Linked DNA regions of Homo sapiens: region 1 is linked to region 2. Evidence: read pairs that join two places in POLR2A ChIA-PET (ENCODE). Cell type or tissue: PC-3. All regions are shown on one strand. Links, peaks and the distances in the headings refer to the core of each region. The heading gives the core; the rest is flanking DNA. Region 1 holds the start of LOC124901317 (a long non-coding RNA gene). Region 2 overlaps TRERF1 (transcriptional regulating factor 1).

What was found. ChIA-PET counts read pairs that join two places held together with the same protein. Peaks named below come from ENCODE experiments on the same cell type or tissue, not always from the same donor. Only the 100,000 strongest peaks of a DNase experiment are listed, where the experiment ranks them.
Region 1: POLR2A ChIA-PET joins it to region 2 with 8 read pairs; 2 of 35 experiments call an interaction of 5 or more read pairs at or near these places.

The regions. Positions count from the first base shown.
Region 1 is chr6:42,531,608-42,547,643 of GRCh38, forward strand. LOC124901317 (a long non-coding RNA gene) reads left to right here and starts at 15,418. Exons shown (of 2, transcript XR_007059578.1): 1 at 15,418-16,036. In PC-3, for the core only: no CTCF peak of the experiment used is centred there; no DNase peak of the experiment used is centred there.
Region 2 is chr6:42,331,029-42,347,064 of GRCh38, forward strand. The region is part of intron 3 of TRERF1 (transcriptional regulating factor 1); the gene reads right to left. Among named protein-coding and RNA genes, the nearest start is that of TRERF1, 110 kb to the right of the region's middle. In PC-3, for the core only: no CTCF peak of the experiment used is centred there; DNase peaks (open chromatin) are centred at 7,873 and 9,183; H3K4me3 peaks cover 403 bases; H3K27ac peaks cover 3,704 bases.

The DNA.
Region 1 (16,036 bases), core at 5,468-10,467, 200 kb after region 2:
ATCCGTCACCAAGGCTGGAGTGCACTGGCACGATCATGGCTCACTGCAGCCTTGACCTCCTGGGCTGACCTCCTGGGCTCAAGCGATCCTCCTACCTCAGCCTCCTGAGTAGCTGGGACTACAGGCATGCACAACCATGCCAGCTAAATTTTTGTATTCTTTGTAGAGACAGGGGTCTCTCTATGTTGGCCAGGCTGGTCTCAAACTCCTGGCCTCAAGCAGTCCTCTCACCTTGGCCTCGCAAAGTGCTGGGATTACAGTCATGAGCTACCACGCCTGGCTGCTGTCCTTGTTTTTCATCTGAAAATACAGGCAATTGTGCCTGCTGCATAGGATTTTTGTGAGGAATTAAATAAGATAATGTTCGTGAAGCACTTAGCACAGTATCCAACCTAGAGTGAGCGCTCAATAAATATTTTCTGTAATTACGTTGCTTTCTCCAGAAGGATTATATCAATTTTCATTCCTAGGGGCAAAGTCAGGTCCTTTGGGGGAGCTTATAGGATTTAACTCACATAAAAATTAAAAAGTAGTAATACATGCTGGTCTTTTGTCCACTAAGATGACAGTGCCAACTTACCTCCACTGGAGGCAATTTCTCCAAGGACACAGGCTTGTCCTTCCACAAATGTTTTATCCAGTCCCCCTAGTGGCCAACAGGATGAACTTCCAAGATTAGTTCTCTAACCCTGTTAGAAAACTAACATTGTTCTTTCAGGGTTAATTCACAAAAGGGAAATAAAGTAACCTCAATTTTTTTTTTGAAAGAACATTTATAATGACCCAAGTAATATCCTTCAAAATCTTCACAGACTACTGCTTTCTAAATGTTGCTAGCTTTGTTTTCCAGATACCTACAGTTTGCTCCCAGGGAAGGATTACAAATCTGGCTAAAGCAGTGATTCACTCTTTTTCAGGATACTGAGACTCAATCTTGCCTGAGCCTCAGTAACCTGAAAAACAGAGATTCTCCAGAGATTCTGATTTAACTGGACAGTAGTGTGCCTGAGGATCAGATTTTTAAAAGCTCCCCAGGAGATGCTAGTGGTCAGCTGAGGCTGAGAACCACTAGGCTAAAGAAAATGGTCATCAGCTGGGCTCAGTGGCTCACACCTGTAATCCCAGCACTTTGGGGGATCGAGGCAGGTGGATCGCCTGAGACCAGCCTGGGCAACATGGCAAAACCGTCTCTACAAAAAATGCAAAAATTAGGCAGTCTCATTAACCCGCCTCAAAAAAAAAAAAGTTAAAAAGTTAAATAAAATTTAGGCCGGGCGTGGTGGCTCACGCCTGTAATCCCAACACTTTGAGAGGCCGAGGAGGGCGGATCACGAGGTCAGGAGATTGAGACCATCCTGGCTAACACGGTGAAACCCCGTCTCTACTAAAAATATATATTTTTAAAAAATTAGCCAGGCGTGGGGGCGGGCGTCTGTAGTCCCAGCTACTCGGGAGGCTGAGGCAGGAGAATGGCGTGAACCCGGGAGGTGGAGCTTGCAGTGAGCCGAGATCGCGCCACTGCACTCCAGCCTGGGCAACAGAGCGAGACTCCGTCTCAAAAAAAAAAAAGTAAAATAAAAGTTAAAGGAAAGAAAATGGGCAGGGATATGTCCTCAAATTCATTTTAACCTGTTTTCCATCCAATCCTCAATCAGACAGGCTTGGGAGAAGTTACTTCCTCTCTCACCTCTTTCTCTGCTCTTAGGAGGGGTCCAAAAAAAAATGAACAACCAGCGTAAGTAATCCCCATGTGTCTGCTACTCTAGTTGCCACTGACCATCTAGAAATAAAGTATGAACCACAAATGTGAGCTACAGATGAAATTTTAAATTTTCTAGTAGTCAAATTTAAAAAGATAAAGAGACGAGTGAAATACATTTTAACAATATATTTAATTTAACCCAAATATATCCAAAACAATATGTTTCAATGTGTATTTAATATGAAGCATTATGAACTATTTTATGTTTCTTTTTTATAGTAAGTCTTTTTGATATCTGGTGTGTATTTTACACTCACAGTTCATAAGGATCCATGAAACACCTATTATAGGCCAGGTGCAGTGGCTCACACTTATAATCCCAGCACTTTGGGAGGCCAAGGCGGGCAGATAATTTGAGGTTAGGAGATCGAGACCAGCCTAGCCAACATGGTGAAACCCCATCTCTACTAAAAATACAAAAATTAGTTGGGCATGGTGGTGAGCGCTTGTAGTCCCAGTTACTCAGGAGGGGGAGGCAGGAGAATCACTTGAACCCGACAGAGGCAGAGGTTGCAATGAGCCAAGATTGAGTCAATGCACTCCAGCCTGGACGACAGAGACTCTGTCTCAAAAAAAAAAAAAAAGGAAGAAACACCTATTACACTGCTGGGTAATTAGTACACTCTCAGCAATGCTCAGTTCCTTCTTTCTCAAGTGGAGGAGATGTACCAGGTCAGGGATATACCAGATCAGGTGTTAGGTGGAGTGAGGAGTGACTCCTAATTTTCCTCTGAAATGGTGTCTTTCAACCATTTTAGCCCGTGTTGCCTTTTGTTCCCTTCCTTTTTTTTTTTTTTTTCCTGAGGTAAGGTCTGGCTCTGTCGCCCAACCTGGAGTGGCACGATCTCAGCTCACTGCAGCCTCTGCCTCCCAGGCTCAAGTGATCCTCCCACCTCAGCTCCACGAGTAGCTGGGACTACAGGCATGTGCCACCACACCCGGCTAATTTTTGTAGAGATGAGGTTTCGCCATGTTGCCCAGGCTGGTCTCGAACTCCTGGCCTCAAGAAATCAGCCCACCTTGGCCTCCCAAAGTGCTGGGATTACAGGCTTGAGCCACCATGTCTGGCCTTCCTTTCTCTTTCTGTTACAAATCCTCCTCTAAAACGTCTTCCTCATTTTGAGGCTTCTGTCTAAACCTTGGATGAGCCTTGCATTAATTAAGGGTTTTAAATTAAAAATAATTTCTTTCTCATTACAAAAACTACATGTGCTTCTTAGACAAAAATCAGAAAATATAGAAAAGCAGAAAGAAGAACCACCAGATTCTCACCATCTGCAGGACAATCAGTCTAACACCTAGGATATATCCTCACAGCAGCTGTTTTCATCCTGGCTGCTCATCAAGATCTCTGGGAGTTTAAAGCTATATGGTGCCAGTCTTTACCCACAGACACTAGGATTAAATTGATCTGGGTACCACCTGGGCATGAGGATTATTTTTTCCATGCTCCCCAGGTGAATTCTAATGAGCACCCAAGACAAGAACCAGTGTTCTAGAGCAGTGAGCCTCACACTTTAATGTGCACACCAATCACGTGGAGATCTTGTCAAAATGCAGATTCTCAGTCAGTGGTCTGGAGTGGGGCTCCAGATGCTACATTTCTATCAAGCTCCCTGGTAATGCTGGGGTAGCAGGTCTGCCAACCATACTTTTACTATTCCAGGCCCTTAGGTATACATAGATGTACATACTTTTTTCCCCTAAAAATTAGATCCAATCATAGTCCTGTTTTACAACGTGCTTTTTTAATTCAATGATCCATCATGACCTTCTTTGCATGTTAAACAAAATGGACTTCTGCAAAACCAATTTGATTGGCTACACGAGATTCTATTTTAAAGACATACTGTAAGTTACTTAGTGCAGTGATGTGGAGATGGGGTTTGCAGCTGGTATAGAGTCTGGGAATTTCAGCACCCCCCTCCATTCTGGTTGCAGAGGTCAAGTATGGGGGTCCCCGAGTAATTCTGATACACTATCCTTCTTTCCTCTTCTCAGACCTTGAGAACCACTGATCTATTAAGTTCCCATTTGGGGGAACTTAGATTTCCAAACATTTGGCATTACAAACATAGCAAAAAGAATTATTTTTTTGGAAAAAAAAAAGAGAAAAAAAAATCAGCCACACCAATCCTGTGAGGTAGGTGTTATCACTGTAATCATTTTACAGATAAGTGTCTCCTAGAAATCTGTATTTTTAAAAATTTACCCATGAGGTTCTGCCAATCATCTAGATAGGGAATCACTGAAATTCTTATAGGAAGATCATGGTGTTTCCTGGATAAAGCCAAGCTCAGAGTGCTGGGTACACAAACAGTCCCTGTGCTGAGGAGCAAGTTCAGAGCCACGTGTCTTCTTCTTTCTTTCTTTCTTTTTTTTTTTGAAACAGTGTTTCACTCTTGTCGCCCAGGTTGGAATGCAGTGGTGCAATCTTGGCTCACTGCAACCTCCGCCTCCTGGGTTCATGCGATTCTTCTGCCTCAGCCTCCCAAGTAGCTGGGACTACAGTAACTGGGAGCACAAGCCACCAGGCCTGGCAAATTTTTCTTATTTTTAGTAGAGACAGGGTTTCACCATGTTGGCCAGGCTGGTCTTGAACTCCCGACCTCAGGTGATCTGCCCACCTTGGCCTCCCAAAGTGCTGGGATTACAGGTGTGAGCCACCACACCCAGCCCAGAGCCATGGGTCTTCTGTGTCCACTGGCGAATGGATCAGGGGTGGAAAACCAATGCAGGGTCAGCCAATGAGTGGCCCAGCCAGCAGCAGCCCGTGAGGGGCTCCACTGTAAAAACTCCTGTCCACCAAAGAAGAGGCAGTGCCATGAGGTCATAGAAGCCATTGAGAACCAGAACTCTTGATAAGTAGAAGCTTGTAGAGAACAGAAGCCATGAGGCAAAGAAAAGAAGGGTTAGAGGTGAGCTGGTAGTGGCAAAAGTGTGAGAATCAGAGGCAGAAGGAGGCTGTGTCACAGTCATGTCAAAAGGTAGACAATCTCCTGCTGAGAGGGGGACACGTTACTGTCCCCAGAGCTCTGTATCCTGGGCCCCACTTCTGGTTCCCCAGCCATGCTGTAGCTGCAATGAGGCCCAGCTGGGCAGCCACTCTGGTGCCGGCAGTGCCCTGATTCCCCCAATTACCATGTGGGTTCTTCACAATAATTATGTAACCTACCCTCCCACTGGAGGAAGAGAATTATTTGAGATAAACCAAAGAAAGCCATTTACTACAAGCAAGAGAGCTTAGCACATACTTTAAGTAATTAGATTCATTTATTAAACTTTTGAATAAAGGATTTAAAATGTGATTGCAATGGGAAGAAGTGTGGAAGAGGATGGGAAAACACAGGGTAACTGAAGGAAGTGAAGACTAGGGGGTCCCTGGGGTAGGAAGAGAGAGGAAAGACATTGCAAAGAGGGCAAAATGAGGGAGAAGGAGGGGGCAAACTTCTTTATCCACAACCAGTCCAGGCTATTCCAGTCAGAGAGAGAACCCAACTGGAGGCTAGTGTCAGAGGGCAGGAGCAGCTGAGCAGCACAGGGTTGTCCAGGAGAAGATGTTGAGAGGTGGTGTGATACTCAGAGCACGTTCGATGGTGCAGGGAGCAGGTGAGTCCCCCGAGGGGGCCTTGCTCTGTTGATGACTAATCAGAAGTAACAAGATTTTCTGACTTGGAGTTCACTCTCCACTCACAACCAGAATAAAGACCCTGGTCTACTTTCAGAGGACAGAGCTTGCACATCCAAGAAGTTCCTACCACTTCCCCTAAGACAAAAGATGTGGAAGTGAGAACAGGAGACTAAGGGATCAGCATCTTCCTGCTAACCATGGGGTGGATCGGTTTAGGCAAGTCCCCAGCTGCTATCGAACTCCCAGACAGGCCTGACCCTTAACAGCCTCTCTCCATGAGCAGGAGCTTTATTCACTTATTTAGTGACAGAAGCATCAGTCCCAGAAGACATATAGAATAATAGTAACACCAACAATAACAATCACTTATAGGTCCTCACTTATGGGCCTGACATCCTGTCAGGAGCCTTTTACCCAATATCTCACTTCATCTTCACATCAGCCTTCTGAGTGAGGTAAGTTCGATGACTGTCCTCATTTTCCAGATAAGCTGAGGCTCAGGGAGGTTCATTAATTTGATGGAGCTAATTAGAGCAGAAATGGGATCCACACTAGATCTGTCTAATCCAGAGTCTATGCTCTTGGTCACTTGAGCTATACTGACTCCCTCATCAATTATGACAGTTAAAAGGGAATATGGAAGTGGTCTAAGCTCCAAGCCCATCTAAAATATGAAGGCATCTTCGAAACCTCCCCATTTCACTGTACACTTGGAGAATTGTAAGAGTCATCCCATTTGGCCACTGTCTGATGGTGAAATCAAGCCTTGGGCAGCAGCAACTTCCACTTGCAGACATAATCAGAAGTCTCTCATTTATAATACACTGAACTTTTTCTAGAACCTTCCACCTCAGTGTTTCCCCAGGTAGTAGATAAACTGTGAAAAGCCAGGTCTTGAGTTAGCCAAATCAAGCTGATGCAATGAATCAAACACCATCTTCATCAAAGAAAAGGGATCAGCAAATCACTAAACCAACACAGCACTTTGCTGTTTGTCAGCAAGCAGCAACCCCAGACCTTGTTCCAGTGGCCCAGAGACAGCCTTACCTATCTCCTCTGGGAAATCTTCTACAGGACTCTTGAGGAGACTACAGAATCGTGAGGCCAAGTCTGAGAGCTTTGGAGAAAGGAGTAGCAGAAATTCCTTTTACTTCGTCCTTTTTTTATCAGGCTTGTCTTGTTGTTGGCTGAAGAAAAACAGTCTGTTGAACTACATTCTTGTCCAAACAACACAATTAACTTCCTCCTCTTCCTTTTCCTTTCCCTTCTCCTCCTTTTCCGGCTGCCTGAAGCTTCGAGAAAGTAAATTTTGTGTCTTTCATTTAATATTACCTCTGTAGTTGCTGAGACCACAGCTTGCGGAGCTGACTTACAAGTAGGCATCACCCTATAAACTATTATTTGATTTGAAGGAGGGTAGAGGGTCAGTCTGTTCAGGTACTGGACACTAATTTTTTAAATTACTCACCAGATAGTTCCAATGCTGTTAAACTGTTCCAAAGTATAAGAGAGAAAGCAAGCTTTTAGATTATTTTTTTACAAAAGCAATATGACACTGATACTAAAACCTAAAAAATACAGCATTGAATAGAAAAAATGCAGGCAAATTTCTCTCATGAATATGGATTTTAAAAATCTGTAGGGGAGGCCAGGCGCAGTGGCTCACACCTGTAATCCCAGCACTTTGGGAGGCCAAGGTGGGTGGACCACCTGAGGTCGGGAGTTCCTCCTGGCCAATATGGTGAAACCCCGCCTCTACTAAAAATACAAAAATTAGCTGGGCGTGGTGGCAGGCACCTGTAACCCCAGCTACTCGGGAGGCTGAGGCAGGAGAATTGTTTGAACCTGGGAGGTAGAGGTTGCAGTGAGCCGAGATCGTGCCACTGCACTCCAGCCTGGACAACAGATCAAGACTCCATCTCAAAAAAAAAAAAAATCTGTAGGGGACCAAAAGGTATTTGGAAAAATTATACATTCATTTCTGACACAAACCTTTTAATAAAAAAGAGAGATATTTCCTTAACACAATAAATAAATGTATGCAATCAGATCCAAACCAGCAGCATGCTTAATGGTGAAATACTAAAAGAATCCCAGCAAATCCAGGAAAAAGACAAGGATGCCCGTATCACTACTACTATTTCACATTGTAGTGAAGGTATAAGCCAATAGTATTTTAGAAGGAAAATAAATATTAAAATAAATATTAAGGTATAAAAGTTAGTAAGGGAAGGAAAATTTTCATTATTTGCAGTTGTTATAGTACTGTGTACTTTGAAAACTTAAGAGTAAGCAAATGCACTTCAGTATCTAATTGCAAAATAAATATACAAATGAATAGCTATGCTATAAGTAAATGACTCAGACCTAAGAAAACAGAATCCTAAGGTGGCAGTGGAGAAAGATAGAAATCAAATCAATTTACACGACAGAATCTCCCAAAAGGCTCAGGAATGGATGGAACCATTTATCTTTGGAAATGAAAGAGAGATAAAACAGAGAACTGATGGAAATACCACTTAAGAAGCAATTAGAGGCCTGGCATAGTGGCTCACACCTGTAATCGCAGCACTCTGGGAGGCTGAGGTGGAAGGATCACTTGAGGCCAGTAATTCAAGACCAGCCTGGGCAACATAGTGGGAACTTGTCTCTACCAAAAATAAATAAATAAATAAAAATAGCGCACACCTGTAGTCCTAGCTACTCAGGAGGTGGAGGTAGAAGAATTGCTTGAGCCCAGGAGTTCAAGGTTACAGTGGGTTATGATTGTGACACTGCACTCCAGCCTGGGCGATAGAGCACAACTCTCTCTCTCTAGTTAATAAATAAATAAATAAAAGCAATTAGAGCCTTAGATGCCCCCCCAACTCCCTGTCTCCCCACAGCAACAGATTGGTGGTTTATTGCCTAAAAAGGGTAAACTGGGGGTGAGGGTGAGGTAGATGTCTGGTCTGGAGGACACTAGGCACACTTGACACTACACAGAAAACAGGATGCCGGGTGCAGTGGCTCATGCCTGTAATCCCAGCACTTTGGGAGGCCAGGGCAGGCAGATCACAAGGTCAGGAGTTCAAGACCAGCCTGACCAACATGGTGAAACTCCATGTCTACTAAAAATACAAAAAACTAGCCGGGCGTGGTGGTGCACACCTATAATCCCAGCTACTTAGGAGGCTGAGGCAGGAGAATCACTTGAACCCGGGAGGCAGAGGTTGCAGTGAGCTGAGATCGCACCACTGCACTCCAGCCTGGGCGATAAAGCGAGACTCCATTTCAAAAAAGGAAGGAGGGAAGGAAGGAAGGAAGGAGAAAGAGAGAAAGAGAGAGAAAGGAAGGAAGGAAGGAAGGAAGGAAGGAAGGAAGGAAGGAAGGAAAGAAAGAAAGAAAGAAAGGAAGGAAGGAAGGAAAGAAAGAGAAAGAAAGAAGGAAAGAAAGAAGAAAGAAAGAAAGAAAGAAAGAAAGAAAGAAAGAAAGAAAGAAAGAAAGAAAGAAAGAAAGAAAGAAAGGGAGAGAAAACAGGATTAGGTGTAAGCACTAGAGGCAGAAACTCTTGCCTTCTTCCGCCTCTGCTCCTATAACATTGGCAGCCTGGCTTGCACCCTTCCAGACAGAGATGGGAAAGGACACATCTGGGGAATCTGATCAGCTGACAAGTAAAGACATAAACGTATAGACCTCAAGCATTCCTCCAATGAAACCATCCAGCCAGAACACCCTATAAATCCTTCCTTGCATTGTCAAAGTTTCCAATCAGCTTAAATAGGAGCAAACTACCAAGGATCACCTGAGGCATCTGAGGAAAACTTCTAACATGGATCACTAGAAACTAAAATGTACAAATAGAAAAAAGAAACTTGGAGAAAATGAATTATGCAATTACACAAGGAGAAGAAAACTAAAACAAAACAAATCTTATCATTAATATGAATATTAGGATTCTCCAGAGAAACAGGAACAATAAGGTAAATGGATGGATGGATGGATAGATAGATAGACAGATAGATATTTATCTGGTTGATCCTGCTAGTAGCAATAAATAAATAAATAAATAATAGATGTAGATATATAAAGGGGAGATTATTATAAGGAATTGGCTCACACGAATATGGAGGCTAAGAAGTCCACAAATCTGCAGTCTAAAAGCCTGAGAACCAGTAGGCTGATGATGTAAGTTCCAGTCCATGTCCAAAGACAGAAGCCCAATGTCCCAGGTCAAACACCATAAGGTAGAGAAAGCAAATTCCCTCTTGCTCAGCCTTTTTGTTCTATTCAAATTGAATACCACAGATTGAATCAGGCTTGCTCACGTTGGTGAAGGCAATTTGTTTTACTCAGTCTACTGATTCAAATGTTAATCTCATCCAGAAACCCCCTTGTCACCCTGCCTGCAGATAACCCAGAATAATGTTTAACCAAATATCTGGGTACCCTATGGGCCCAGTCAAGTTGACACATCAAATTAACTATCACAATATCCTTAGAAAAGTTAAAAGCAATTGTAATATCATATCCATAAACTAAGTATAGAGTGCTACAAAGAAAAAAATATTCACAGGGAAAAGAATGAGAGAGGGCCGTTGCAAATTAATGACATGATAGCAGAGATTATTTTTAATATACAGAAAGTTTGGAAGATGATGTTGAGGAAATCTCTAAGTATGTAGAGTTCAAACACAAAGAGGTAGAAAATAGGAATGAAAAGATAAGAAAATTAGAAGGCTAGTTCAGGTGGAACATGACCCAAATAGTAGGAGTCCCAGAAAGAATAAACAGTGAACATGAAAGAAAGGAAACCGTTAAAGAAATAGTTCAAGGGAATTGCCCAGAAATGTATAGTATGAGTTTCCAAATTAAAAGTGTCCAGCACAAAGAATTAAAATAGACCTATACTAAGGTACATCATGCAGATTTCACAATGGGGACGAAGAAAAATATCTTCCACATTTCTGGAGAGAAAGCCAAAGGACCCATATAAAAGATCAGGGACAAAAATGGCTTCTGACTTCTCAACAGGAAGCTGGAAAGCAAAAAAGCAATGCCTTCAAAATTCTAGAGTAAAATGATTTTCAATCTAGAGAAACCATGTCCAGCCATTTTTCAAGTATGAGAGCAAAATAAAAATATTTTAGATGTGAGAAAATTTACCCCCCATGCACCCTTCCTTATGAAGCTATTGAAGGGTATGTTTTATCCAAACATGACAGTAAAGAAAACAAAACAAGGAAGACAGAATGTCCAGGAAACTGGAGCTCTATCACAGGCTAAGGGAATCCCAGGAGACCATGACAGAAGACAAAGGGATACAAAATGTGCACCCATCATGGAGAGCGGCAAGCCCAGATTTTTTTTTTCAGGGAGATAACGTTGAGAAAATAATCAATCTCGCAAAGAGATATATAAGCTAGGTAAGAGTTTGAGGTTGAGGCCGGGTGCAGTGGCTCACGCCTGTAATCCCAGCACTTTGGGAGGCCGAGGCAGGCGGATCACGAGGTCAGGAGATCGAGACCATCCTCGATAACACGATGAAACCCCGTCTCTACTAAAATAATACAAAAAAATAGCCGGGCGTGGTGGCAGGCGCCTGTAGTCCCAGCTACTCGGGAGGCTGAGGCAGGAGAATGGCGTGAACCTGAGAGGCGGAGCTTGCAGTGAGCCGAGCCGAGATTGTGCCACTGCACTCCAGCCTGGGCGACAGAGCAAGACTCCGTCTCAAAAAAAAAAAAAAGAGTTTGAGGTTGAATGAATGATAATGACATTAAGAAAAAACAACTGAGGAAATGGAGGAAAAAAGTGACAATTATTAACTCCAGGGAAAACAAATACTAAATACTAAAATGCATTAAAAATCTACCTTATTTGTAACAATTTGGTGCTGGTTCAGAAATATAGACAATTGTAACAGATTAAAGAATTCAGGAAAAGTCCCATATACAAATGAGGATTTAAAGTGTGATATGAGCGGCACTTCAAATCAGTGGGAAAAAGCAGAGGTTTTCTTTTTGTCTTTTTTTTTTTTTTTTTTGAGACGGAGTCTTGCTCTGTCGCCCAGGCTGGAGTGCAGTGGCGCAATCTCGGCTCACTGCAAGCTCTGCCTCCCGGGTTCACGCCATTCTCCTGCCTCAGCCTCCCGAGTAGCTGGGACTACAGGCGCCCGCCACCACGCCCGGCTAATTTTTTGTATTTTTAGTAGAGACGGGGTTTCACCGTGTTAGCCAGGATGGTCTCGATCTGCTGACCTCGTGATCCGCCCGCCTCGGCCTCCCAAAGTGCTGGGATTACAGGCGTGAGCCACCGTGCCCGGCCCAGAGGTTATCAACAAATCATGTTGGCTAGTCATTTCAGGGGGAAAAAAGTATTTCTTACTCTTTATTCACACACACACAAAAATCCCAGATGAATTTAAATAGAGGAAATAAATCCATAAAGGTACTAGAAGGTAAACAGCATATAAACTTGTAAGAAAGATCTCTCTATATGAAATATAACATTTAGTATCAAAAAGGAAAATATTGATAACTTTGACAATGTAAAAATGTAAAGCATTTCTTCAGGGGAAAAAATCATTAAAAAGTCAAAAGATAAACAAATCAGGGATAATATCCACCACATATATAATAGCCAGAGAGTTATTAAAAAAAAACTTATCTAAAGAGCATTAGCAAATCGGTAAGAAAAAGACCAACAGTTGACTTTGAAAAATGAGACTAGGGAATTTACTCATAGAAGAGCATGCTATTTATTGCTTTATAAATACATAGGAAGATAAAAGTTGCTTAACCTTGCTCAGAATTAAGAAATAATAATTAAAACAAAAATGAAATACTATTTCATCTGTAAGATGAGCAAAGATTAAAAAGTGCCACAATTTTCAATATTGTCAAGAATATGGAGAAACAGTCATACTCACATACTTTTAGTGGGAGTGTAAATGGATATATTATCTTAGGAGAGGAAATTGGCTATATTTATCCGAACTTGTAATGCACATATCATTTGGACCAGAATTTCGCTTATCGAAACTTATGCTACAGATATATATTTGTATGTTCACGAAAGCATATATACAAGGTTTGTCGTGTTAGAGAGATCCCTTCAGGATTGACTCCCAGGAATAAATTCCTGAACACTGTTACACACGTGGTGTGGATTGAAGAATAGGCTTTACGAGATCAGGGTCAACAGGAGAAGGCCTATGACTCCCTTCAGCCCATTAACCACTGGACAGGTATGCTGGAATCAAGTAGTTTACTGTATATGCAATATGGGGCTGTGTTTCATGGGAGGAACCCCATTCTTTGAAGGGCTCCCTTCTTTCAAGGCAAGCACAAGAACCACTTTATTTTATTTTATTTTATTTTATTTTTGAGACAGAGTCTCGCTCTGTGGCCCAGGCTGGAGTGCAATGGTGTGATCTTGGCTCACTGCAACCTCTGCCTCCTGGGTTCAACCAATTCTCGTGCCTCAGCCTCCCGAGTAGCTGGGATTACAGGTGTGAGCCACCACAATGTGCTAATTTTTGTATTTTTAGTAGGATGGGGTTTTACCATGTTGGCCAGGCTGGTCTGGAACTCCTCGCCTCAGGCAATCTGCCTGCCTCGCCCTCCCAAAGTGCTGGGATTATAGGCATGAGCCACCATGCCCAGCTAGAACCACTTTAACAATGGTGCTCAAACTTGGACATTGTGCTTGCCATCCAGATACGGTACCAGCCAGAGCCAGGACTTATAAAGAGGCAAATGAGGCACTTGCCCCTGGTGCAAAATTTAAAGTGGCACTAAAAAACTCAGTAACCAAGATATTATATTTCAATGAAATAAGATTTGCGGGGGGGAGTGTTTGTTTTTGAGATAAGGTCTTGCTCTGTCACCCAGGTTGGAGTGCAGTGGCACAATCAGCTCACTGTAACCTCAAACTCTTGGACTCAAGGGATCCTTCTGCCTTAGCCTCTCAAGTAGCTGGGACTACGGATGCATGCCATTACACCTGGCTAATTTTTAATTTTTTGTAGAAACTGTGTCTTGCTTTGTTGCCCAGGCTTGTCTCAAACTCCTGGCCTCAAGCGATCCTCCTACCTCAGCCTCCCAAAGTGCTGGTATTACAGGTGTGAGCCACCATGCCCAACTCAATGAAGTATTTTTTTAAAATACAAATTAATGTAAAATCCAACAGGACTCTGTATGGCACAGTTGTTAATCCTGTCTTTATTTAAAAGCTTGCTATTTGTCCATCATTAATTTTGTATTTATATCAATTTTTTTTAAATAGCGCGTTAAAATATTACTTATCTTAATTACTGAGATTTTGGTGTCCTCTAAAATTTTGCATCTAAACATCCTAGTCTCAGCCCTTTGCCATTGTTTGCCTTGTTGTCTGGAGATGCCAGCTGACAGCACCTGGGTAAGGGAGGTGCTGGCTCTGCTGACAGTGATAAACTGCAGCCCTGGGTACTAGAAAAAAGTGAGGGAGGGGGAGCTCTGAGTCCTGGCTGGCTCATTGTCCAGACTACACAGAGGAAGCACTTTCATACAATCATTTCACCACAAGCGTGTTTACTGCAGCAATATTCAGATAGAAATGTGTTGAAAATCGGAGCTCCAGTGGTGCAATCGGTTAGCGCACGTGGTACTTACACAGCAGTACATGCAAAAAAGTGTTGAAAATAACCTAAATGATCATCAATAGGAACTAAATTTTTTAAAAAAATCATATGTATCTGTGAAAAAGAATAAACAAGATAAAAGTTGAAAAAAGCAAGGTATAGAACAATTCATAGAGTAGGCCTCCATTTGCAAATTTTTAAGACATGATATATATTAGTGATATTATTTGTGTGTGTATGTTGTGTGTGTGTGTGTTTGTGTTTTGTTGTTGTTTTGAGGCAGAGTCTCACTCTGTTACCCAGGCTGGAGTGTAGTGGTGTGATCTTGGCTCACTGCAACCTCCGCTTCTTGGGTTCAAGAGGTTCTCATGCTGCAGCTTCCAAGACGGGATCTCGCCATGTTGGCCAAGCTAGTCTTGAACTCCTGACCTCAAGTGATCCGTCTGCCTTGGCCTCCCAAAGTGCTGGGATTACAGGCTTGAGCCACCGCGCTCGGCCTAGTTATCATTATTGATAATAATTATTGATAACAGACAATCATTCAGTGCCTTCTAAATGCCAGACTCATTTAACCCCCATTAACACTCTATGAGACAGATACTATTATTATGCCCATTTTACAGATGAAGAAACTAAGATCCAGAGAGATTAGTTAACTCTTCCAAGGTCACTCAGCTAGCAATTGGAGGAACCAGGATTTGAACATACATAAATATTTGTGTATATTCATGAATAGTTTATGGAAAGACATACCCAAGCCGGGCATAGTGGCTCACGCCTGTAATCCCAGAACTTTGGGAGGCCGAGGCAGGTGGATCACCTGAGGTCAGGAGTTCGAGACCAGCCTGGCCAACATGGTGAAACCCTGTCTCTACTAAAAATATAAAATTAGCTGGGCATGGTTGCGCATGCCTGTAATCCCAGCTACTCGGGAGGCTGAGGTAGGAGAATCGCTTGAACCCAGGAGGCAGAGGTTGCAGTGAGCCGAGATCGCACCATTGCACTTCAGCATGGGCAACAAGAGTGAAACTCCATCTCAAAAACAAAACAAAAAAAGGAAAGACACACCCCAAACTCTTAATGGTGATTATCTCTCTACAATGGTACCGAAGGTCTAAGGTCTTTTAAATTGTTTGAATTCTCTTTTTACAGTTAGGGTTGCCAGATAAAATACAGGATGCCCACTTAAATTTGAATTTCAGAAAAAGAACAAATTGATTTTTAGTATAAGTACATCCCATGCAATACTTGGAACACACTTAAATAAAAAATTATTTGTTATGTCTCTTAAACCCAAATTTCACTGGGTGCCCTCTATTCGTATTTTCTAAATCTGACAACCCTACTTTTAGCTAGCCTTCATTTGGCGAGGCCAGCAATTCCCTTCAAAGTGAAATATCCATTCTCCGGCAATGTGCCATAATCTGATAAAGCAGGATTTTAATAGGTGGCCTAATTCAGATACTGAAGTTATTCTGTACAACGATGACAAATTAATTAGGGGTAATTCAGAAACAACTGTGCTTGAAGCTCTGTCTTCCCTTGATTTTTTTGACTGAAAGGGATGTGCCATCAATCATGAGAAAATTCAGGCGCCCTCCAAGATGCAGTTTGGCTCTGCCTCTGCCCGCTAGAGGAATTCACCCTGGACCAGATAGAGGCTTTTGTTTTTCAAGCCCCCTACCACTAAAAAGCAGGCATAGATATTAATGGGCATCTTGGATCCACATCTGGGTATTAGATTATTAGAAGGGCATCAGAATTTGCATGCGGTCCGAACCAGCCACTGCCTCCGAAGCCTTGCAGACCACAGTGCCTGCTGCCCTTCCTCTGGGTCCATATCACCAATCAGAATATGAAGTGTGTCTCCTTAACTGCTGATGACCGGAGCCTTCTGGGAATTCCTGAGGGAGGGGAAGGACTTAGCCTGTGGCTTCTAGTCCTGAGGATGCTCCCTTTGAATGTCAGTTACCAGCTGCTTATGGAAGCTAAGACAAGGGACATCAAGTACTTCGGGGTCCCAAGCTGTATAACAGGAATCGGT
Region 2 (16,036 bases), core at 5,775-10,774:
AAAACACGAGACTGGGTAAATAGAAGGCACAGGCATAGAATGGAATTCGACAAAGCTCCTCCAAAATATGCTGTAGGACTTCTGATTCAAAGACGGTAGATTGAAAGCATGTCTTTATCTCCTTTCCCTTCTCAGATTCCACTAAAATGACGGTTTACAGGAAAGAGGCAATTAGCAACAAATTATAGGGAGACCACAAATGGATGGGAGTGGTAACTGAGGCAGCAGGACAGGACACTCACAGAGAAGGATGTGCATAAGAAGAATGTGATCTGCTTGGTGAAGTCCAGAGAGTGAGAGAAGCAGCAAGGAAGCCAGGGGAGTGCAGGGTGGGGACTGAGATGAGGCTAGAGATGGGACTAACTGAAAGTCAGAAGGCAGGAGACTAAGACCTGCAGAGACTCTCCCTCCCTCCACCTGCCTGCACTTTGCAGATGTGCGAGTGGAGGTTCCTGCTCGGGATTAACTGACTGGCAACTAGGTCACCCCAAGTACCAGCCCGTTCCCTGGGGATCGCCCACCGGATAACCACTAAGTCAGAGGGGTCAGAGGTATAGATCCCGCAGAATGAAGGGCCACTGGGTGCTGCAGATCCCTAAGCGGGGAAGAGGCTGGGATTCAGCAGCTGGGGCAGAATCAGACACTAATTAGCCAGGGGAGGGCACCCTGTGAGCCACAGGGCTGGGTGCTGGGTGCTGTTCCTTCTAGCTCTGACATTCCATGCCACTGAGTTCCAGGTGAAGCTGGCCTAGCAGCGCTGCCAGGGGCACACATACCCCAGGCCCACGCGGGCCATGTGGCTGGCCCTTCCACCCCCAGCCTCCCTTTCCCTTGAGCTCTGCCCCAAAGAGTTAGGAATGAGGAGTTTGTAAAATATGTGTCACTGGCCATTCTTGCCCTGAAAAATCAGGAAATATTCTTTTTTTCTTTTTGAGATGGAGTCTTACTCTGTCGCCCAGGCTACAGTACGGTGGTGTGATCTTGGCTCACTGCAACCTCTGCCTTCTGGGTTCAAACGATTCCCCTGCCTCAGCCTCCTGAGTAGCTGAGATTACAGGTATGTGCCACCACACCTGGGTACTTTTTGTATTTTTAGTAGAGACAGGGTTTCGCCATGTTGGCCAGGCTGGTCTCAAACTGCTGACCTCAGGTGATCCGCCCACCTCGGCCTCCCAAAGTGCTGGTATTACAGGCGTGTGCCACCGCGCCCAGCGGGGAAACATTCTAAACCAGCCATGACAGCCTTGCAAACAAGAGGCCCTGAGAGAGACAAGGTGAGGTGTAGCAGGCGGGGCCAAGCCCAAGAACGCGGTGCCCACTCCAACATTTCCTTAGATCCCTATAGACAGAAAACAACTCAGAAAACAGACTAGCTATTACAAGGTTTCCTTGGACAGTCAAGGCTCTCTCGGAGGTGAAGCTGGGGGCAATGCCAACTCACCTCCCTGGGGTGCAAGCAACAATGAAAGGGAGAGCAGCCTCCCATGGCTGGGGCTGGAGAGCAGCTTCCTTGGGCAGCAGTCTCTATTCCTTGATGGAAGGGATGGTCCCCTCTAAAGGAAGGAGATAGCCCTTGCTCCTTTTCTATAATAGGACCTCTCTTCCCACCACTGTAACCTTCACCTCTGTAAATGTGCTCAAAGGGCCCTCACGGTTACTTAGGGCCTATTTAAAGAAGACTTCTTCCACTGGTTTCTTTGGGACAGTCAGTATTTTCCTGTCATTGTGCTTACTTTTTCTAAGAATTCCAGCAGTCTGCATTCTGGCCATTAAGATCAAGGTGACGAAGGGCCAATGTTTCCAGCTGGGTATGAGGAGGGTCTTCTACGGAGGAGGGTCTTCTACAGAACAAAAATGCCATGCCCTTCTGAGCTGAGAGGAAAGGAGAGGAAACTGGCCTACTTTTATGGGTCATTTTCCCAAAAAATTATATAGGGAGCTCCCATACTATTCCAGGGACTGTTGGAAGGTAAAAGAACCAATCTTTACCCGTAAGAAGAGCCTACTAAGTGATGGGTTGGAGGTTAATAGGGAAGTTGAGTGTGTGAGTCAGCAGAATGAGCCAGCATTCAATAGCTCAGTGCAAAAGCACACATTCATCGGTTAAGGTCTTGTTCCTTAATAGAGATGGATCGTTTGCTGGTTGGTGTTAACTGAGATGCTTCCTGATTAAAATAATCAGCAAATGAAAATGTATCTCAATTTTCAGAAGCTCATTTCATATGAATCACTTTCGCTTTTCTGGGATTTCAAATAAATTGGAGAGCTTGGGTCAAATGATGTTTTAGGGCGCTCACAACTGTTCTCAATGCTTAAGAGCTTACTTGAAAGAGTAAGTTACAAGCCTCTTCATGAGACATGAGTCGGACATCCCAGGGGATGTTTCCCTTTGTTATCCAAAGGACCCGGAACGTTGTCCTATCAGGCACCTGACTCACTGGACCTCTTCCCTGTGGCTGCTCACTGCACCTGACACAAATCTGCGGTGGCCGCATCAGTCAGAGGCTGCCCTGCACCCTGCGCAGCTGGAGAAAGGCTTGGGCTTGGCCTGAGAACTGACCTCTGGTCTCTGGACAAGGATGCAAGGTTCCCACCACTGGTAGGTAAAGGGACTGCCCCCCATTCCAACAGGCACAGGGGTGGAAAATAACTGTAAGATCCAAAAGGGGCCCCATGACTAACTTCAGCCTCCATGGGAGGAAAATACAGGAGCCTCCGAGGGCCACATGGGCCCCTCGAGTGCTTACTTAACTTGAAGAGGAAATTGCCCCACAGACTCCACCAACGGATACAAAGACACTGAGGCCCAGGGCAGTGACGAATCCCAACGGCCACATCCGACCACCTTCTGGTCATCAAGAAATGGAAAATTTCAAGGATGCAGCAAAGATATTTTTTCTCTTAGACTGGTAGTCCTAGGTGAGCTTTCAGCTGAGGCCACTAGGAAAAAAAAGACCACACACATACACTACACACACACACACACACACACACACACGTATGTACACATATATGTATATGTATATGTACATATACACATGCACATACACATGAATATATATATGTGTGTGTGTGTTTTTGTGTAGCTTATACATAAGCCACCCTCATGGGACAAATATAGAAATCTAAAAATAAAACAAAGAAAACTTTGGGAAGGCAAGTGGGACCTGGCACCCAGTGATCTGAAGGTAGCTGAGTTGTGTCAGGGTTATGGAAAGCTTAAGACAGGAACCCCAGGAGATCTGCCTGTAGCAGCCACTGAGACACTCCTCCTTCCAGAACAACTGACATCTCAGGCTCTGCAACAACTTCCACCATTACTACCCTGTTCCAAAGTTGTAAAGCAACTGAAGTCCCAACTCTAATAGTCTCAACAATTGTATTACCTAACAGTATTACACAGGCCAATGTCATTGATCAAATCTCATTACAAGAAAGAATTGCTTGTATAGGGCAAGTCGTGGTGATATTTTGATTTGGTTAGCAAAAAAAGTGTCTCTGGGACTAATTCTACACAGCAAATCCTCTATCTAGGCCTGTCCCTTAGACTGGTTACTCTGTGATGAAAATAGCTGGTTCTGAGCAGGGAACAGGGTGGACCTGTGAGAGGGGCTGAGTGGAACATGGCATGGCTCTGCTTATGGCCCCAACTCCCTCATGGGTAAGAGAATTAAACTCCAAGGCTCCACCCAGGCAAGGGAGGTCACAGCCACAGGCCCAGGAACCACAAAGGTGAAACAGGGAAGGGAAGATGCTCCCTCTGATGTTTCAAAGCTCTGAGTGAGCGGCAGAGCACCAAGGAGCCCCACGTGTGCTTGAGTGAGGCATCGGGGACAGGAATCAGCACTGGGGTTCCAGCCTGATGGTCCCTCCTGGCTCACTGAGCTTCATCTTTGGTGAGGTGATGGGAATTGGCCCAGATGGTCCCTTCCATCTCTAGAGTCCTAACATCCATAACAACATGAATCGGCATATTAGCCCTAGAAATGATCTTGCTGGATCATTATCAGGCTACGTGGCACACAGGCCACAGAAGTGGCTTCAAGTGCTGTGCCTTCTACACAGCAAAACTAAGTATTTATGAGATCAGCTATGGAGAGTAAAACAGAGAAAAAGGAACTGGGCAGAGTGGGAAGGGGATACCAGCAAGCCAGAACTTTTGGCTCACCTGGCAGTGAGAGCCAAGAGCCTGAAAGCCTTGCTCCCAGATGCTGGGGGATAGCATGAGGTATTCCTTAATTTTACCAATAGCTCGAGGTAGGGCATCCCCTCTGCTGACAAGGCAGGGGCACAGCAACAGTAACAGCAGCAGCCAACCACACTTACTAGTACTCACAGTGCACCAGGCACTCCCAGGTGCCTTACATGTATCAACTCATTTAGTAACGCCACAAGACAATTCTGGCATGGACATATTTCAATGCCCATTTTACAGAGGAGGAAACTGAGGCACTAAAGATTTAAGAAGCTGGTTTTGAACCCAGGCCAATTGGATCTAGTGTCTGTGCTTGGCAGGGTTAGCCAGGGCCTGTGCTTCCACATGGTTCTGGATTAGTCAACATGAGTGCGGATGGGGCGTGCCATTGACTGAATGCCACTGATGCACCAAGTCTAGGCACTTATTCATGTGCATTAACTTTGGGATTCTCTCTCTTCTGCCCTCCTCTTCAACTGTCCTGCCAACCTGGTCAGCACCTGGTCCAACTCTAGCTCAATCATCCCTTCCTCAGGGGCACATTCTCTGACTCCCCAAAACAAAGTCTAGCTTCCATTGCGTGCTGACATAGTTTCCTCTACTCCATCTTCCTGTTGCTTCCCATGGCTTGACATTATTTACTTGCCTGTTTATGTAATAAACACTTCTCTCCCTGGCAAGACTCTAAGCCAGTGCTGACCAGCAGAACTTTCCACAACGATGGGGATATTTTACATTTGTGCTGTTCAACTTGGTAGCCACTAGCCGCTGTTGAGCACTTGCAGTCTAGCTGGTGTGACTGAGAAACTGAATTTCAAGTTGTATTTCACTGTAGTGAGTTTAAATTTAAATAGCCACATGTGGCTACCACATGGGACAGCGCAGGCCTAATCCCCACGAAGGCCTGTTTTGTGCTGCAGTATCCCCAGGGACTAGCAGGGTCAGAATGCAATAAACATTTATGAAATGAGTGAATGCGGAATGAATGGATGAATGAATGGAAGAACACATGAGAGGGAAGTTGATGATGAATGAAGAAAGAAGCAGGATCCAGGAGCACCTGTTCTTCTTTCTTGTCCTTTCTGCACTGCCCCACTAACCTGCCATGCACCACCATCCCCGACCATCATGCCTCATCCCCTGGGTCTTGAGAGGTTCCCTGGAGGAGCTCCTTGCTGCTCCACCTTTACAGCCTCTGAGATCATCATAGAGTCAGGAGCCATAAATGCCCATTTCTACCTCCCAACCTTGGTCAGGAGGTATGTCTTCTGCAGACTGCCTTATTTCACCTACTGAAGATGCACCGGAGTAAACAAGCTATCATCCCCTGCTTAAATAATCTTAAGAGATTATTTGTCCCAAGAGAGGGATCATCCCTCTTTCCCCACTCTAAGCCCTTCACAGAACTTAACCAGCAAATGTAGATTCATCCTATCAGACCGTTCACCTCCCAACTTGGCGGAGGAGCATGAACTAAGTAAGGAAACGGTGGCTCAGGGAAAACTCACAGCACCCGGGACTGGAGAGTCAGCAGCCTTGGGTCAAATTCTAGCTCTGCCACTAACACATCAGGGAGCTTGGTGAAGCCTCACAGGCCTGTCTCATGGCTGCTGCTTAGTGTTTGTTCAGCTCGTATTTATTAAGCTCCTGCCATGTGTAGGCTGTGTGAGGGCACTGGGGCTGCGGCGGAGGATGGCATGATCGTGGCTCCGGCTCTATGGAGCCTTGGCTCTAGCAAGCGCCAGAGAGAGCAGCTCATGATAGGAGCTGCGGGGGGCAGGGGGTGCGTGCAGAAGAGTGGGCATTTGGAATGGGGTGGGAAGAAAGGAGGCAGGAAGATGCAGAGAGACTCTGGTCACTGAGGCATGTCCATGGGCACCCTGAGCTCCTTGGTGGCAGTGGGAGCATGAAGGAGTTGGACATACCCTGGACGCTGCCCAAGACCCAGCAGGGAGGCAGCTGGTCAGGGAAGGACAATGGGTAGGGGCCAGAAGACCCCTCTCAGAGTGGGGCTGGACCAGCTGTGTGCAGCCCGAGGGCCAGGGAGCAGGAACTGTAATACCCTTCATCTTCTTCAACAGCTGAAGCATCTTTTTCCACTTGGTCTTTTACTCTTGGAAAAGCCAGGCTCAAGTTCTAATACCGCTCCTGATCCTCAAGGAGGTTAGCTGGAGCAGGTCTGAGGCCCCTGCGGTTTTTCTCTGGGTTCAGGAACAATCTGCTCTGCTCCTATTTATTGAGTCCCCGCCTGCAGATGAGCAGGTGTGATCCCCATCCTCAAGGCCCACCAAGTCTACTGGGAGAGGCAGCCACGCTCAAACCACTATCCGGAGGCAAAATGAGCCACAGACAGGCACGCGTAATGTGAGAGCTCAGTGGAGGGGAAGTGATATCAACAGTGGGCATCAAGATGGCTTCAAGGAGACATGGCCTCTGAGCAGAGCCTTGAAGGACACACAGCCTTCTAATGGGGAAGCAGGGGAGGAGCTTAAGCAGGAGGGATAGCATAAGCAAAGGCATGGAGGTGGGAAAGCCGCAGATCAATGGTTCTCAACCTTGGCATATGAAAACCTCCCGATGAGCTTTCACAGGCTGATGCCCAGGCCCCATCAACCAGAGATTCTGAGGCAACTGATCTAGGATAAGGTCCAAACATTGATATTTATTAAAAGATCCCCAGGGTTGAGGGTTGAGACCCTTGCTACCTGGACCAGCAACAGCAGCAGCAGCACCTAGGTGCATGTTAGGGATGCGGAGTCTCAGGCCCTACCCTGGACCTCCTGAAACAGAGTCTGGATTTTAACAAGAGCCCCCAGGTGATTGTGGGCACGTGAAGGTCTAGGAAGTCCTGCTCCAGAGGAGTTACATTGAAATCAGCTGGCTTACATTTTTCTGATCAAAGGCACCTGGCTCACTGCTGTGAGGAAGTGGCAGGACCCAAAACAATACCAAACGACCAAAAGCAGCACTAGCCACGTGTCAGAGCTGGCCTCTGCTGGGCACCATGGGGAAAGGAGGGTCACCATATGGCTCAGGCACAGGAGAGAGGGAAGGAAGAAACTTGGGGGTAGGGAAATGGGCAACCGGTCTTCTGAACAAGACTGGGATTCTTCTGAGGCAGAGAGAAGAAAAGGAGACCTGGGTCACGGGACGTGGGTAGGGGGATGCACGCCCGCACACACGCATGTGCACAGAGGTATGAAATTCAAAATGGTGCTAAAGAAGTGTCAGGCTCTAAGAACTACTGCCAGAAAGTGAGTACTAAATTAAATGCATATGCTCATTAGAATGGAATTTTTAAAGAAATTAACAAGCACTCTCCTGTTCACCTCTGGAAAGCAGCAGTGTTACTTCTGAGAATTATGAGCTGGAAACCAGATCAAAGGTAGACTCACGTGGTGCTCCCTCTGCCACCTCCCTTCCTCACACACCATTCCTAGGAGTCCTTCAGGATTTATGACGGCTCTCCCTGCACCCAGCCTGCCATCCTGCATCCAGATCTTGGTAGTAATCAACCATGTGGCTAGAATGGGACCTACCAGAGGTCCTTCCGCACCATAATACCAGGGTTCCCACATGGGACTCTCTGCACTGCCCACACTCAGGAACTTCTCAGGAACGTGAGCTTTTTGTGGTGGTGACTCAATGTATATTTGTTTATCTTTATATTTTTTTCACAATTGGTCTGTGCCAGACAGTTGGCTGACTAACCCACCAGTAATCCCTAACCTCTCCTGCCCACCTCCACTAGAGAGGCTGGAAAAGCTAAATCATCTTTTTCCCAGCCTTTCTTGCAACTAGGGGTGAACACATGCTACTGCCAGGACTGACGAAAGCAGCAGCACTCGGCCGAAAAGCCAAAACACGAAGAAGGGCAAAGCGGAAAGACTGAAAACTCTTATCTATCCTTGAGGTCACTGCTGAACTGCAGGTCAATACCAGATAACCACTGCCTCTATCCAAACTTCTGGTTTATGAGAAAATGTGTTTCTCCATCACCATTCCTTTGTTTTTCTGCTACTTACAGCCAAAAGCATGCCTATGGTCTTTCCTGTCCTCCACGTCTCTCCTTCCATCTGCTTCACCTCCTTGCCTATTTACTGTTTCCATCAGTTTTTGTACCACCCTCTGCTCCTTTTTTCCTTCATCTTTTCCTATTCATCTCCTCCGTCCCCAACTCACAATATAATAGCAGGGTCGGAAAACCAACCCACTTTTGAAACATCAAGTCTTAATGTCCAATCAGTCCTCAGGCAGCAACTACTTCTGAACCCAGGAAACTCAATAGCTACGAATTGTACCCAAAGCTGCAAAAAACAATAAGCAAATTCTATTATGTTGTTTCTTTACTTCTTGGATTACTTTTCTGAGCTAATAAAAGCACATAAGGATATTTCACAAGTGTGTTTATGTTTCTATTTAACAAACCTTGAATTTCATAGCAGGTATCAAGCCTCAGCCAAACCCATGCAGACTGACAGATCAACAAAGACAACAGGCCCTGAACAAGTAGCTCTCCTGAGAACAGATGTGTAAACAGAAACACAATGTATGAATTAGCCCAGTGCTCTTTCCCAGGTAGACTGAGAGAATCTGGACACTACCTGTGGCTGAGCCCTGGAGCCACCAGAATTTAATCAGATACGTGATTAAGAAAAGTCTATTTTAATGCTGAATAAGATTTCTATCTTTCAGTTTACTACTTAATACATATTCAAACCAACATGTTTTCTGCGACCATCAACATGTCTTGACCTCTTTTAGGGTATGAAGTGCTCAAAGGCAAGAACTGTGTCCAAATGGCACCACGTCTTTCCACCCTGCACCCACCCCAGGGCTAAGTCTTGTCCTATCCTCAAAACAACAGCAATCAAGTCAAAATCAGAAATTGCATAGCAGTTGCCAGTCACAACCAAACAACCATTTCTTACCTGTACCTGCTACAGAAATTACTCATATTTTCAGGGCTCCCTCATTTCAAGAATGATTCACATTTTTTTTGTGACTCAGACACACCACCCCATTACTGCTCTAGCTCATAAGGAGTGTGGAGTGACAGCTTTAAGGGATGTGTTAAGTACCCCCAAGACTACCTTGGAGGGAGGGCAGGCAGAGAGAGGGATGAGGGTTCACCAGGCCCATTCACAGACGGTTGAGGGTTCTTTCTGGTGGCAATGTGCAATTTGTCAAAACATGAATATTGCTGCCATGTTCAACGTCTACTTATCAGCCCATAGATTAATCTATTTATTCTTTTAAAAGTAGCATTTTCCCCCCGTATTAGCTTTGTTTCTTCTTCACACACCACATAAGAAGCTTCAGAAAGGTCACCTTTCCTGAGTGATAAATATGGGCAAAAAAGAAAACTCCTCAATTTATTTTATTTATTTATTTTGAGACAGAGTCTTGCTCTGTCACTCAGGCTGGAGTGCAGTGGTGCAATCATAACTCACTGCAACTTTGAACTCCTAGGCTCAAGCGATCCTCCCACCTCAGCCTCCTGAGTAGCTGCGACTACAGACGTGTGCCACCGCACCCAGCGGCAAAAAAGAAAACTCTTCTCAGATCGCAGTAAATTAACATTCTCAGAGGATTCTTCTGAAATGATCAATTTCTTTCTAGAACTTTCTCTGATGGAGGAAGTTTCTCCTTCCTCCATAACACCCCTAGCTGATTGGATTTTAAGGGGTGATCTTCATGCCTATGGGTGCTGGGAAATTGTTTAGAACTAGTTACTCCAAGGACCCTGCCAGTTCTAAGGGGCCAAGGGCCCATCATTTCTTCCTGGGTTCCAAAACAGTCCCCCGTGTACAGTGGAGAACACAGCCTGGATTCCCCCCACATCCTTCCAGATTTGGGTGCAGGGTTTTCATGACCTCAAATCACTTACCAGCGGAGCAAGGAGTGGAAGAAACAAGAGGACTGACAGACAGAAAGCTCTAGGTTTGAACCCCGCTCTGTGTGATGTTAAGCATATTACTTAACTCTTCCAAGCCTCGGCCATCTCATCTGTAGATTAATACCTGCCCTGCAAGGGTGTTTCAAGGATTACAAATAACTGTAAGAAGTTTCTGGCCCAAACAAGATCCTCAGTACTGGCCAAATATCAATGAGCATCATTCTTATCACCATAGTGAAAACACTCAAGAATCACATTCAACTCTGTGACAGCTGAATCACACCAAAGTACAGGCACTGGGTGGTCTGTGTGTATGTCTGCTAAGGATTTTCATTCTGCCGAGGATCTGTTCATGGGTCTGCCCCGGAGTCTAAGGCCCCGGGAACAGGAGGGAGCAGGCGTAGAGCAAGGTTTTGGACAATGCAACCCAGGAAGGTATGTTTACCTCAGAGATGGGTGCCTGTTCTTTTTCTGGGAGACTTGGCCTACTATCACAATTCAGTGGGTTAGCAAAGGTCTGAATGATGCCAAGGCCCCAGGTCTACCCCTAGCATGGCTCCCTCTTCCAAAGCCATGGAGCCCACAGCCTTTACTTGCCAGTTGTTTCACGAAAAAAAATGACCAGCAGTCCCAAAGGGCAAGTTACCATAATCCACTGGCACTACTACAAGAACACTAAACATTTCTTCATCAGTTCATGTTGGATGTGATGGGGTAGGAGTCTCAACTTCCTTTGTAAGAAGGATGGCATAATGAATGTTCAATATCAAGTCATACATAGACATTCCCCTCCCACAATCCCAGGCTTTGGTAATTATTAGTAGAGCCATCTGCTCGGCTTAATGAAATGTGCAATCTCCTGTACATATAATTAGTGAAATCATTTTACTTAATTAAACAAATTAATTAATTGCAAGGATACTGCAACCATTTTCCAGGAACTGCATCCAACTCATTTATTCTGCATGTGTCTACTGGGCTCCCCCTGAGGGCAGAGGCCCATGCCAGTGCTCTGAGGAGGTAAAGATTCCCACTGTCCTGAGCAGAAATGAAAGCCCAACACGCAGTTGCTGATGACTGTCCCTTCCGCTTAGGGCATTCAGTTCATCCTAGCTTTCCTGGGATTGTCTTGGTTTTAAAGTTGAAAGACCATGTCCCAGGAACTCCCTCAGCCCTAGGCAAACTAGGGTGGTTGGTCACCCTATACTTTGGCTTGACCTGGGGTCAAAGGTCACCACTGGACAATCTCCACTGTAAAGGAGATGGCAAATAGTGGGTATCCTGCAACTCCAGCCCCTACTCATGGCAGACATTGCTAGTAGACCCAAGAGTCCCACATCCTTCTCACCTCTGTTCCAGGCAGCCACTATTAATCACCCTGAACAGGAGGCCTGGGAAATTAAATCTATTTTCTAACTATGCCTGAGAATCACAGAAGCTCCAGGCTCAAAAAAAAAGAAAAGAAAAGAAAAGAAAATGCTGTCAAAGTCTAGCCTAATCATCCATACAGTGCTTAAATCCCTTCTACAGTGTTATCCACAAGTGGCTAGCCAGCTCTCCTTGCATACCTCTAATGATGGGGACTCACTGTCTCATAAAGCAGTTCTTCCTGTCTTCAACAGTCTTGGCTGTAAAACTCTTTCCTTGAAGTTACTAACATGTCTCTCTCGTCAGTCTCTTTTTTGGAAACCACATGGTGGCCCCTCAAGTGACGAAGCACAGTTATTAAATTGCTCCCAAGTCTTCTCTTTTCTAGGCCCAATTTCTCCAACTGTTACTCACATGATTTGGTTTAAAGTTGGCATGCCATCCTAATCTAATGACCCATCCAAGGCCTCTCTGGGGCCAGGTACTCACACATGGCTCCCACACCAGTCACCTTGTTCCTGGTGGATTCTATGCTCTGCTATAGTATCTGGCTGCCCCACCTCACATTGACTCATATCAACACCCTGATGCCATTTCTGAGCCTGTTACTGTTGAGCCACAACTCCATCCATCTGTCACTGGGCCTCCCAGGAGCTTACACTCCATCTGGAGAGTCCTGGGATATGAGAAACCCACAAGATGGTAAGAAAACATAATATAAATTATAGACTGCCAATTTCCCAGTTACAAACAACTCGCTCTAAAGGTTTGCTTAAAAGTAATTTCTTTAAAATGCTGATAGCATGTAGCCACAAGAAACCATATTTAAAATGAGGGTTAGACTCCCAGGTCAGCCCACAAAAGCCTTCTGAACTCATAATGTACCTGCCGCATAAAACTAACAGTGTTATTTTAACTCTATGTAGCCACCATTTATAAGATGGTTTCCACGGTGACATGCACTCTGAGATCCATTTCAGAGAACTACACAAAAGGTATACCTGGTGTCGCGCTGCTCTATGAGGTTGTAGGGGGAGCCTGCTGACCTCGGAGGAGAACTGACTCTAGACACTGGTCCTCCCAACCCCCTTCAGGCCACAGGTCCTTTGAAGTGTGTTATCCTAAGGACAGAGCGTATGTGCACAAGCCTGAGTGAGCTGTGAGGCTGCAGCCAAGAGAACTTCTGGAAGGAGGCAAGTGATAACAGGTATGGGGTTTGGTTGTATGTGTTTGTGGTGGTGCTGTTTTTCAACAATCTACTACAGACATGAGGATAGGGGTATTTCTCAAAGTCAGAAATGTAAAACTAGAAAAGTCACAAATTGTCTTGTTCTTCTCTGAGCCTGTAAGCAGGATCTTTATAAGCTGGCACCTACAGTGCTAAGAGGGTAGGGGGAGGAAGACGGACTGACGCATAACTGACCGCGTGGGGAGGCCAGCAGAGCTGCTGAGCCTCAGTTCTTGCCTGTGGAAGCTTCAGCCATATCCTTCCTTATTCCTGCCCCAACCATCCCTTGGCCCCAGGCCGACAGAGCAGGCAGGAAGGCACTGCATGGAATTGGAGGCCAACGCTTCCTGGGCATCCCACCTGAAGGAGAAGGAGCTGCGTTCACCTGGAGAAAGGCAGGTGCTCCCAAGGACCGAACTGCTTGGAGTCTCAAGGCCAGACTGGAGACCCTGCTCCATGCCCCCACTATTGTTCCAAACTTGTTAACTAGTGCTGTTAAACTCCCCAAGCCTCAGCTTCCTCATCTCTAAACTGAGCAGAATGTCCTCTTCGCAGGTCAGGTGCCAGTAGTAACGGAAAGGCAGTCATAATAACAGCTGAACTTTCTGAGCTCTGACCAGCACTGCTCTATGCATATCACTTCCATTAACTCATTTCAGCTGTACAAAAATCCTATTATTTTGTAAATGAGGAAACTGAGGCCCAGAGAAGATGAGTTATTTACCCAAAACCGTGTAGCTAGTAAGCAACGAGGTCAGGAGGATAGGTAAAAAGCTGCTTTGGAAACTGTAATATGGTATATAAATGGTGGTGATCATTACTGTTAACAACTAACACAGGAAAATGCTTGAGTGCTCAAGCCCGGGCCATCTTTTCTACCACAAGGCATCTGGGCGGTTCCTGCCCAGTGCTACTAAGACTCTGCTAGGATATCTCCTCCAGCCCCAACTGCAGATCAACCCAAGCAGTCACCTTGGCAGGACATGCTGCTTGCTAAATGTCACAGCCCCCCACCAGATGCTTGCTCAAAGGCTGCCACTTCACCTGACCACCTGGATGAAAACTGCAAAATGCACCCTACCCACCTTCTTTGTCTTATTTTTTTCCCACAGCACTTATTACCTTCTAACCTTCTACATATTGTACTTATTTGTTACTGCATGTCTAGCCCAACTAGATTACAGGTTCCATGAGGGCAGGGAATCTTCTCTGTTTTGTTCATTGCTATATCTTCAGCACCCAGGACAGTGCTGGACACGTGGTAAGCATGTGGTATTTGCTGAATGAGTGAGCAAGTGAACCTATATTATCATGGAGAAAATGTCCATAATATATTGTTAGGCAAAAGAAGGCAGGCCTGCCTCTAAATTCTATATATAATGATTTCATCTCTGTAAATGCATTACTGTGTCTGAGCATGTGTGAGTGGACAGAAAAAAATGTCTAGAAAGCTACACATGAAAATGTTCATTGTGGTTCTTTCCAAAAGGCAGGAGCAAAGACAATTTTAACTTCTTTCTAAATGTTTTACAAACACTATGTACTATTCCTGTAAGTTTGTAAAGCAATTACATTGGAAAGCAAACACATTTGTGCATGTGCACACACACACATACACACACACGGGAGAAGCATACATTGGTTACAGAGGACCCGAGCAAGAGGTGAGGCCCAGTGACAGCTTACCCACCTTCCCAACAGCAGGCTGGTGCAGCTTCTTCACTCACAGACCGGCAATGCTGAGAGAAATAACAGAATGAGGTTTACACAGGCCTAGGACTCAGCAGCACCTCCTTCAGAACTCCTCCAAAAAAGGAAAATTCTAAAAACCAAAAGCTATTTCACTGCCTCTCCAGAGCAGTCTTGGAATTATTTAATCCTCTGTGTTTGTTTTTAAATTATATTAGAATGTTCCAGAAAATGTAAAGCTAAACTAATACATAAAGTGCAGTCTTTTGCAACTAAAAATCCACTTTGCATAAAAAGCCTCATTCTCCCATGCCAGTATTAAACTGGAAGTCAGGATAACTGAATTCCACCCAAGATCCTAGGCCTGGCTTGGGGCACCGTCTTGATTCCTGCCCTCCTTCTCCATTCTGACAGCATATTCTGTATACAGGTGCCCATAGGAAACCAACCCAGTGACTTACACATCCCCTGTCACCTGTAAATCACCGAGGTGCCATTAATCAACAATATGCATCCAGTGAGGGCCAACTCTGGGCCCAGCATGGGCAGGTGCTATGAGGTGGAAAAAAAGGAAACAAAAGATAAAGTCAGCCTTCAGAGAAGGACTAACACACAAGAAACAAGGAAGAAAACAATTGCACTCCCTTAACGGCACAGTGCTTACTATATGTGTAATGAGAGTTCTAAGAAAAATGAGGTAAGTGTGGGCAAGAAGGCTGCGAGGAAGAGGGTGGGCTCATGCTCAGGCTGAGCCAGCAGCAGACCAGGGTGCTGAGGTTGGAGACAGGAGGTGGACCTCAGCACCTGTCACCTCAGGACTGTGGGCAGAGCCACCCCAGCCACTACCGATTCCCCTGCCCCTGCCTTCCAGGCAGGGGGTGCTGCTTTGACCAGTTAATCGGTTGCCCACTTACTGAGCACCACGTGTGCACAAACAGCCTCCTGCACAGGGGGCCGACTCCCCCTGAAGGCAGATGAATTCTAACTCTCTGTGACAGAAGCTTTCACATCTCAGTTGATTTCAGGAGCCAACCAGAGCCAGAGAGGAAGAGAAGCATGTGCATCTATGTCCAGCTCCAAGAACTCTGGTCAATCCACAGCGATCCAGAGCAATGCTCTAGAAAGGCCTCTATTAGAAATGCAAGCAAGGCTCAGGTAGAAGCAGTGGAGAAGGCAGAAAGAGGAGGAAAGAGGCCAAGTCAAGGACATTGCAAAGGGAAAAGGAATTTCAAAAGATGGCTTTGCAGGGGGCAGAAAAGAGAGCAAGTGGCATCTAAAGAGACCAACCATCCTAGAACTCAGGACTTTCATACTAAAACCAGGACAGTCCCAAGCAAACCAGGACGAGTTGGTCAACCCAGCCATACCATCCTCAGGGATGCTATGAAGTTGCCTGATAACTGGGTACTCTTTCTCCCATCCTTTGTGGAACTGTCATTGCTCGTTAGCACCCCTGGGGCCAATGGAAAGGAAGAAGTGGTCAACCCAGGGAGGTGACTACTGTGTCCTTCCTGCTGTCCTCCTGGCTTGTATCCTCTCATCTCAACCATGGAGGTTTCCAAAGGGGCTCAGGTAGAATAAAATGCTTTATTGCTGTTCTTAAAATAAAACCTAGAATCACAGCCACTATCCTTTATTCCACTGTTTCACAGACACG